2 separate regions of the Homo sapiens genome follow, and region 1 is linked to region 2. The links are chromatin contacts, found by Hi-C or POLR2A ChIA-PET in ENCODE. All regions are on one chromosome and are shown on one strand. Each heading gives the region's core, a stretch centred on a gene start or an enhancer-like site at or near the end of the contact. The rest is flanking DNA. Distances are from core to core; before and after follow the strand shown.

Region 1 (4,957 bases), core at 1,781-4,280, 98 kb after region 2:
TAGTTGAATAACCTGAGTTACAGACACGTTAAGTGACTTGGCGAGGTCATACCCCCAGGAAGTGTGGGCGCTTGGGATTGAACCCAAGGATAAGTGGCTCTCAGGCACTTCACTCGGCCAGCTCCTACAGCTGACCTGAAACAGCAGTGGCCTTGACACAACAGAGGCTCGGCCAGGCACTATGGCTTACGCCTGTAATCCCAGCACTTTGGGAGGCTGAGGTGGGCGGATCATGAGGTCAGGAGTTCAAGACCATCCTGGCCAACATGGTGAAACCCCGTCTCTACTAAAAATACAAAAATTAGCCGGACGTGGTGGTGCGCGCCTGTAGTCCCAGCTAGTTGGGAGTCTGAGGCAGGAGAATTGCTTGAACCCAGGAGGTGGAGGTTGCAGTGAGCCAAAATTGCGCCACTGCACTCCAGCCTAGCGACAGAGCAAGACTCTGTCAAAAAAACAAACAGACAAAAACAAAACCAGAGGCTAATTTCTGCTCTCATAGAAGTGCAAGCTCATATGGTGGCTCTGCTGAGGCTCCTTCCAGCTTGTGGCTCTGTCCTCTCCGCTGCCACACGCAGCTCCTGTCTTGTGGTCCAGGATGCTGCTCCGGCCTCCACCATCCTGCCACGCTCTGGCCAGCAGCGAGGAGGAAAGGCAAAAAAGAAGGGGGTCGGCATGCTACTTCTCCATGACAACATGGAGACATGGCATGGAAAGTGCATTTCACCTCCGCTTGTATCGCATGGAGCAGAATTCAGTCATGTGACCACACCTACGTGAATGGAGGCTGGGAAGCTTAGCTGGCTGACCGTGTGACCAGACCATCATTCTACAACTGTATACAAATGAAGTAATACATATTAGGGGACAACTAGCTATCTGCTGCAGGCCACACTTGAAGAGTGACTTGGAAATTGCCAGGCAGGAGGTGTGGGGAGGCATTTTCCACTGAGAGTGGGGACTAAGTCCAGCCCTGTCCTTGAGGTCAAGGACAGGATTTCTGGCCCCAAAGCCTAGAAATCACTGGGTTCCCCCACCCCAGTTAACCTCTTCCTCCTCCACATGGGTTTCTTGTGGGGCCATATACCCAGGGCCATTGACAGATGGCAGCTCTTGGCATGTTATCCTTAGCTGAGATAGAGCTGGATACTCCAGTGCAGACAGCTTAGCTCACTTTACCCTCCGTCTAAATGCCCCTCTGGTTCTTCCCATGCTCAGACCCTTCACTGGCTGACGTTTCACCTGAGCCTCAGGATCGGTAGGGTTTTTAGGTGGACAGAGTGGGGCTGGACTTGCTAGCAGGCATAAACAAAGGCACTGCGGTGTCCAGGAGAGAAGTGGCAGGGCAGTATCCGCTGAGGTGGGTGTGTAGAGGGCCTGGGGTCTGGTGTGGGGTGGGGGTGGAAGGAAGAGGTGTGTGGCCAAGGTGTGAGGAGCAGGCGGGCCGACGAGGAAGGCTGCAGACTTTATCCTGAAGGCAAAAGGGGAGCTTGGAGAGAGTTGTCGGCCAGGCAGAGAGGGCTGGGTGTGCTCTAGCAGCCCAGCAGGCTCAGGCCACCCAGGGGCTGCCAAAAGGGAGGCAAGGCTTTGCAGACAGACTTTATGCCTCCCTCTGGATCCAGGCCCACACGGGCTCCCAGGCAAAGCATTTGAACAAATGACCACACTGAAGACGTTGTTCAAATTCACAGTCGATCAAGTAATGCTGCCACCCCCAGGCTGGTGTGGGACCACGGGTGGGACCCAGGGGACTGCCTCAGGACCTGTAACTAGAGTGTGGATTGTGATGTAAAGCCAGAGAGGGGAGGGCGAGAGTCGGTTTGTTAGCACGCCCTGTGTACCAGGCTCCCACTGGGCCTCTTGGGCAGGTGGTCTCTTTAAACTGCCCCCATCGCACCGCTGGAAAGCAGCTGCTTAGCCTCGTTTTGCATCCACAAAATGAAGGACCTCACTGTTCTCACTGCACCAGGCAGGGCCACCATGCGGATCCCAGGGCTTCAAAACTCTCAGCCAGCTGCTCACCCCTTGTTTCCTGAACTGGAGCTGCGTATTTTCACAGTGACTAACGGTAACACGGACACTCCCTGTAGGGAAAGGGGTTCGGGGTGTACTCATTTCCCAGGCTGCCATTAACAAATGCCTGCAGACTGAGTGGCTTAACCAGGAGAAACTTAGAGTTCCTCGAGGTGCTGGAGGCCAGAAGTCCAAATTGAGGTGTAGGCTGTGTTGCTTCCCTCTGAGGCTGCGAAGAAGGATCTGTTCCGGGCCTCTGCCCCAGCTCCTGGTAGTTTGCTGGTGATCTCTGGTGTTCCTTGGCTTGTACATGCATCACTCTGATCTGTGCCTTCCTCTTCCTGTGGTCTTCCCTGTGTGCGTGTATGTGTCCAAATTTCCCCTTTTCATAAGGACACCAGCCACGCCGGGTTAGAGCCTAACCTAATGACCTCATATTAACTAATTTCATTTACAATTAACCTATTTCCAAATAAGGTTCTATTCTGAGGTACCTGGGATTGGGACTCCAACATATCTTTTGTGGGAGGACCCAATTCAACCCACAACAAGGGGAAAGGCAGGAGAGCACCTGGTTCCGTTGCCTCCCAGGATAACTCCATTAGGAACATTTGTGTCCAGGCTGAACAAGCCAGGCTCTGGGAGGGCCCCAGTGATGGGCGAGTGACAGCCAATACTGTCATTCACCCTCCTGCTTTCAAGTGGGGAGATAAAGGGAGAAATGGGAAATAATGTCGGTTCATTCAATGAGCACTGAGCACTCTTCCTGTCCTGGATCAGGCTAGGCCCTGGGCCAGGATCGCCACGTCTAATGGGAGACAGGGACAGGGAGGGAAATCCTTGGGAAGAAGGCAGAGGAGAAAAGGGAGACAGCGCTAGGAGGCCGCCGCAGCCATCACCACTTCGTTTATATGCCTGGAATCACGCCCCAACGTGGAGAGGCTTGCTTTAACTCTGAAGGCTGCAACTTTGTAAAAAATACTCCTGAAGGAAGGAAGGGCAGGCGTGAGAACTTTGGACGCAGACTTGCTTTCTGTGCGCCCTCTGCTGGTGACCAGCAGCACAACACAGTCCCTGCCGTTCTCCAGGCAGGAAGAGGAACGAGGTGATTAAACTGCGAAGGCCCAGGTCCTGTGCTGGGCAGTTTCTTGCAACAGCCCCGACACTGCTGGATGTTGTGATTCCCGTCCACAGGATGAAAGACGTTCCGTGTGTTGCCCCTGGGTGGAAGGCAGAGCCGAGGCCAGACATGGGGGGTTACTCTCCCCTGAAAGGCCCATTGTGATTTCATAAATCCAAAGGGTTTTTGTTACATTTCCCCCCTAATTTTTTTTTTGAGAGGGGGGTCTCACTTTGTCGCCCAAGCTGGCGTGGCACAATCTTGACTTACTGCAACCTCTGCCTCCTGGGTTCAAGCGAGTCTCCTGCCTCAGCCTCCCGAGTAGCTGGGATTACAGGAGTGCACTACCACGCCTGGCTAATTTTTGTATTTTTAGTAGACACAGGGTTTCTCCATGTTGGCCAGGCTGGTCTCGGACTCCTGACCTCAAGTGATCCGTCCACCTTGGCCTCCCAAAGTGCTGCGATTACGGGCCTGAGCCTCTGCACCCAGCCCTCCCTGCTACATTTTATTTCAAGCATAAAGAAAAACTGAAGGAATTGTACAGAATGTACACATACATCCACCACCTAGATTCTACAATTAATATTTTGCTATATTTGTGTCCTAGTGAGAGGTGACAGCGTGCTGGCAGTCCTCAGAGCCCTCGCTTGCTCTCGGCACCTCCTCTGCCTGGGCTCCCACTTTGGTGACACTTGAGGAGCCCTTCAGCCCACCGCTGCACTGTGGGAGCCCCTTTCTGGGCTGGCCAAGGCCAGAGCCGGCTCCCTCAGCTTGCAGGGAGGTGTGGAGGGAGAGGCGCGAGCGGGAACCCGGGCTGCGCGCGGCCCTTGCGGGCCAGCTGGAGTTCCGGGTGGGCGTGGGCTTGGCGGGCCGCGCACTCGGAGCAGCCGGCCAGCCCTGCCGGCCCCGCGCAGTGAGGAGCTTAGCACCCGGGCCAGTGGCTGCGGAGGGTGTACTGGGTCCCCCAGCAGTGCCGGCCCACTGGCGCTGCGCTCCATTTCTCAGCGGGCCTTAGCTGCCTTCCCGCGGGGCAGGGCTCGGGACCTGCAGCCCGCCATGCCTGAGCCTCCCACCCCCTCCATGAGCTCCTGTGCGGCCCAAGCCTCCCCGACGAGCGCCGCCCCGTGCTCCACGGCGCCCAGTCCCATCGACCGCCCAAGGGCTGAGGAGTGCGAGCGCACGGCGCGGGACTAGCAGGCAGCTCCACCTGCAGCCCCGGTGCGGAATCCACTGGATGAAGCCAGCTGGGCTCCTGAGTCTGATGGGGACGTGGAGAACCTTTGTATCTAGCTCAGGGATTGTAAACGCACCAATCAGCGCCCTGTCAAAACAGGCCACTGGGCTCTACCAATCAGCAGGATGTGGGTGGGGCCAGATAAGAGAATAAAAGCAGGCTGCCCAAGCCAGCAGTGGTAACCCGCTCGGGTTCCCTTCCACTCTGTGGGAGCTTTGTTCTTTTGCTCTTTGCAATAAATCTTGCTACTGCTCACTCTCTGGGTCCACACTGCTTCACCGCGAAGATCTGCAGCTTCACTCCTGAGCAAGCGAGACCACAAACCCACCAGAAGGAAGAAACTCCGAACACATCCGAACATCAGAAGGAACAAACTCCAGACGCGCCACCTTAAGAGCTGTAACACTCACCGCGAGGGTTCCCGGCTTCATTCTTGAAGTCCAAGAACCCACCAGTTCTGGACACACTAGCTCTCCACAGACTGGCTTTTAAAAATTCTAGTTATATATACGCCACTTACAAAAGGCACATCTAAAACAAAACAGCACAGAAAAATTATAATAATAGCGTTCAAAAGCCATTTGTATTTG
Region 2 (4,812 bases), core at 259-2,758:
ATGAGACTCGGTGGCCATGAGCGTCCTCCTGTGTGTGCGCTGGGCACCAGGTGCCTCCCCTTGCCGAATCATTTGGGTAAAAGGGACTCTGGTGAGTGGCGCGGAGGCCTCTGTGCGCAGCCCTGTTTTCCCTGGCTGTTTGGCCCAGCGCGTTCACAGATGGGAAAACGCGCATCGATGTGGGAGCTGCTCGCCTCACATCCATGTTAGTGGTGCAGGAAGTATGAAACCGCCGCAGTCGGCTCCCCGTTGCCACCTATTCCCATGCGAAAGGACATCTTCATTACACTTGCTTTCTCACTGAAATGCGACTCCTGGAAGCATGGCTCTCTTTGGAGAGAAGCCGTAGCGTGGTTGATGTCATCTCTAGTGGATGGCAGGGTCTGCTTGGCCAGTGCTTCAGTAAGGTCACATTATGAACTGTGCCTTGGCGAGTGGATTCTGAATAAACAAGCTTCTTAATAAATTCTTCTCTTTTAGGTAATGCATGCCAGGACTGTGCAAAGAGGAAGTTAGAAGAGAATGGAATTGAAGTTTCAAAAAAACGCACACAATCAGATACTGGTATTGTGTCTGTTCTTTTTGTGGGGAGCTGCCTCGGGTCTCTCTTGTTGGCAGGCATCTTCAGGGACCGTGCTGCGCTTTAATGCCCCGCGCCCTATGGTGGGAGGACGGTGCATACGTTCTGTCAGGGCCAGAGAGCACAGGAGGCTTACTTAGCAGAGACCCTGACCTCTCACCCCAACCCGATTCCAACTGCCCAGAGCTACTGGTACCTCTTTAGAAAAATGTTACGGAGAAAACATACACTAAGAAGGTGCAGCGGGCAGAAGGTGCTCTCTCCAAAAAGAAAAGTTAAAAAGATGAATAAAAAGTGCACAAGTTACATAAGGTCAGCTCCGCATTTTTGCGAAGTGAACGCTCCCATCTAATCACACGCAGTTGAGGAAGCAGCATTGCCAGGACACCCCTTGTCACTGTCCAGCCTCCTCCAGCCCCCAAGGGTGACCACTAGCCTGATGCATGTCACCTGAGTCTCTGGAGAAAAGCACTTTAACTCATTTGAGCTTTGTTGCCTCTGTTACAGACTAAGATTTATTTAAGTGATTGAACTATTTATCTAAACAGTGTATTTGAATAGGCCTCTCTGTTGACGCTATGAAGGGCGATCTCGCTTGTTCGTGCCGGTCCCTCCCTCTCCTCCCCTCCTCCTCCTCCCAGGTTTGCGTAGTGCTGTGTGTTATTTCTCATTCTTTAAATAACATACTTAAGCCAGACTTCCCCACACGAAGCCTGGGCTGGATGGGCCCCCACATGCGTATCCCACCCCCTAGCCCGCTGGCTTCCCCGTTTTGTCGGTCTCCGTGGTGACAGGACAGAAAGGAAACGAGACCCCCAGTCTGTCTGTAGGTTGATTGTAAAAGTTGGCAAACAAAAGCATTTCCGTGATGAAAACAGCGTCAGTGTTCTTTCCTGCTTAGCCAGCATGTGTGTTGTGTCTGTGGGCCCAGTGCCACGCCGCCTGTGCCAGCTGCGGATGTGTCCTCAATGTCAGGGTCAAATGTGGCTTGTTCTTATATTCCATTCTCCCATTTTTTATTGTTTAATATTGGGGCTTGAAGACATTTGTGTTACTTCTTACTTTTTGAGGAGTTTTTAGGTTCTTCTTTCCCCTTTGTGTTCCAAAAACTAACGTTTCCCAATATTCTTAAATGTATGCACTCCCTCAGCTTTCAGAACTGAATAAGAAATTTTTTTTTAAAAAAAGTATGCATTCTCTTCATCCTGCCACCCCACATCTCCCAGGACACCTTCTCCTGGTCGGCTCCGCTGGGGACTGCTACCTCCTGAGCTCCCCTCCTTCTCTCTGAGATGGAGGCCTAGGTCTCCCTTGCTCTGGCCCCCCATCCATCCTGCTAGTACCTCCTGAGGCCGCTTCTGCAGACCCCAGTGTGGGGTCGCCTCCTGAGGGCCATGTGTCTGCAGGTGTCTGTGCCATCCTCATGCTCGCGGGAGTTTTGGCATGGGATTCTCCGTTGTGATTCCCCCGGACTCCACTGTCTGAAGACCAGGTTTCCTATGAAGAGGGTCTGATGGGAACCTGTTCCCAGTGATTTGAAGGTACCCGTTGCTTTTTTTCCTGGGAGTTTTTAGGATCCTCTTTTCCCTTGATTAGAAATTCAATGAGGATGTATTTAGGTGGAAAACTTTTTTACCTGCCTTACTCACATGTTCTTTTTCCTCTTCCATTTCTCCAGTTCTGGAATGGTCTGTGATTCTCTTTATTTCTTCTTTCCATCTTCTCTGTTCTCCCTTTCTGGAAGTCATACTAGTTGGGATTGCCTGGATTGATTTCCACCGTCTTTTAAGTTTTCTCTGATGTCTTTTTTTTTATTTTTTGAGACAGAGTCTTGCTCTGTTGCCCAGGCTGGAGTGCAGTGGCGCGATCTCGGCTCACCACAACCTCCGCTTCTTGGATTCAAGCTGTTTTCCTGCCTCAGCCTCCTGAGCAGCTGGGACTACAGTCGCACACCACCATGCCCGACTAATTTTGTACTTTTAGTAGAGATGGGGTTTCACTATGTTGGCCAGGCTGGTCTCAAACTCCTGACCTTGTGATCCACCCACTTTGGCTTCCCAAACTGCTGGGATTATAGGCGTGAGCCACTGCGCCCGGCCAAGCTCTTGTTTTCTTAGTTACCTTTTCTCAGAGCATCTGCTGTTGTAAGTCTGCGAGAACTCTGGAGACAGAAGTCAACCTGGTTATCTGACTCTACTACATTCCTGAAAACATTGAGAGAGGATTTTCATATAATAGGAGTTTATATTTAGTACTTTATATAAGTAAGCCAAAGTAAAACACTCTTAAATACCTATATAGCAGTCCACCCAAAATTTCTGAGAGCTACGAAGCATCCAGCTTATCAGTTACCTCTTCATTTAACATTTAAATCCTTCAGTGGGTATGCTGGAGCAGTATCATGTCCCTGCACGTTCCTTCAACACCACAGGGACCATGTGCAATAGTCCATGTTATAAAGATTCTTAGTGAGTGCAAATTTAGTCAAGTAAAATAAGGCAGTTCTAAAAGGGCCACCTGCAGAGTGAATTATAGCACAAGCGAGGGCTGGTGGCAGGGGGTGGGGGCGCCCTAGCGTCCTGCCGTCCAGGGGCAGGGAAGATGAGAGTGAGCTGATGTGGCAGTCCTTGTGGGAGAGCTGTGAGGGGCAGCTGTCACAGACTCGACATCCTCTCATTTAGTTTTATACAACTTTGGCTGGGCTTAGTGGTTCACGCCTATATTACCAGCACTTTGGGAGGCTGAGGCAGGTGAATCACCTGAGGCCAGGTCAGCCTGGCCAACATGGCGAAACCCCGTCTCTACTAAAAATACAAAAATTAACTGGGTGTGGTGGCGGGCGCCTACTGTAGTCCCAGCTACTCAGGAGGCTGAGGCAGGAGAATTGCTTGAACCCAGGAGGCGGAGGTTGCAGTGAGCCGAGATCACACCATTGTACTCCAGCCTGGGCGACAGAGCAAGACTCCGTTTCAAAAAAGATAAAATAATAATAATAGTTTTATACAACTTCAAATGCACTTGGGGGCACACATGTTTTAGAGAATTCGATTTTGATATTGTTTTGGATCAAACTGTTTGAAATCTTTTTGCAAATATTTGGATTGTGAGTTCAGCTAGTAGAACCATCATATAAGTAAAAACAAAACACAAAACTGGTGTTCTGTGAACTGTTTCCTCCGGGGTAGGTGGTTCTTTTCCACTACTTTCTTTCACGTTCATTGTTTTGTTTTCTGCATATCTGGGCTCCTCCAGTGCCTGCTGACAAGAACGAAGGCCCGGGCGATTATTCTCAATAGATTGGCTTTCTTCTGCTGTTGCTGCTGTTGTGTGTACATAGATTTTGTCCCCCCGTGGCCTACCTCTGACTGGTGTGCACATCGCGGGTAGGGCCTACTGCCTGGTAGACCTTGCTGTGGAGCATTGGGCAGGGGTTTTCTTCAATACCTGTGAGATCTGTGCTCCTAGACGCCATCACCTGCACCTGCAGCCCCGGCTCTCCCCACCCAGTCATGTCTCCTTAGGGCGAAGCTCCTGGCCTCTGTTGTACAGAAAGCCCTGGCCTGTCCTGCATGTGGGTGAGAGAAGCCAAGCCTGGGGATCCCAGAGGAATCGACAGGCTTATTCTTCTCCATACCTCCAACAGGCTCTCACTGTATGTTTGTTGAAATTGCCCCATCCTCAGTCCACTAAGAAATAAAAGAGCATCCATGTTCATGGATTGAGATTCCCACAGATCGTTGCAAATGTAATGTCATCATTTGCTTGATCCCCTGATAGTACTGATAATTACACAAGGTCATTTCCAGACAGTGGCTACTGTTTCCATTGTGGAGGGGTTTTCAAAGTCTTCCGTACATAAGAACAATTGTAAAGCAGTTTCTGAAATAGAAATCTATTGCAAATAACTTCTTTTAGCTGGACTTTAACCCTTGGGCATTTCATTCTTTTATTTAAACAGATGATGCTGGAGGGTCTTGAAATCTTTACAGTAAAACCTGCAACTTGAAAACTAGCCTTCTGTAACCACAGTGCCCAAACGAAGAGGAATGTATGGAGAACTCCACGTGGATCTCTGATTGCGAAACCGTCACATACACCAAGAGAGCCACATGGGCATGTGGCCCTCAAGGCTGGGTGAGAGGGCTCCCCTGTGTGTTGAACTATGCAGGAGGGTGACGCGGACACATTTCAGGTGGACTTTGCAAGGACTGATGGATAGCTACCTCAGGGAC

What was found. A loop is a pair of places that touch in the nucleus more often than their neighbours do. ChIA-PET counts read pairs that join two places held with the same protein, here RNA polymerase II (POLR2A). Pooled maps may share reads with other maps.
Region 1: a loop to region 2 is called in a map of endothelial cell of umbilical vein, with 6 times the contacts of the local background. The contact joins two enhancer-like sites. A Hi-C loop is called at or near these places in 11 of 168 maps with a recorded cell type or tissue (CD4-positive, alpha-beta T cell, ascending aorta, endothelial cell of umbilical vein and 8 more) and 16 of 50 pooled maps. POLR2A ChIA-PET finds 5 or more read pairs at or near these places in 3 of 52 experiments (H1, activated CD4-positive, alpha-beta T cell and activated naive CD4-positive, alpha-beta T cell).

The regions. Positions count from the first base shown.
Region 1 is chr22:45,432,806-45,437,762 of GRCh38, forward strand. No RefSeq gene overlaps it. Among named protein-coding and RNA genes, the nearest start is that of RIBC2, 22 kb to the left of the region's middle. Within about 2 kb of position 3,031, at least 21 of the 41 ENCODE cell types and tissues checked have a DNase peak (open chromatin) inside an H3K27ac peak, as active enhancers do; they include ascending aorta, endothelial cell of umbilical vein, heart right ventricle and 2 more, where a contact is called at or near this core.
Region 2 is chr22:45,335,848-45,340,659 of GRCh38, forward strand. FAM118A (family with sequence similarity 118 member A) reads left to right here. Exons shown (of 9, transcript NM_017911.4): 8 at 481-564; 9 at 4,539-4,812. The coding sequence ends at 4,558. Among named protein-coding and RNA genes, the nearest start is that of FAM118A, 28 kb to the left of the region's middle. Within about 2 kb of position 1,509, at least 22 of the 41 ENCODE cell types and tissues checked have a DNase peak (open chromatin) inside an H3K27ac peak, as active enhancers do; they include ascending aorta, endothelial cell of umbilical vein, heart right ventricle and 2 more, where a contact is called at or near this core.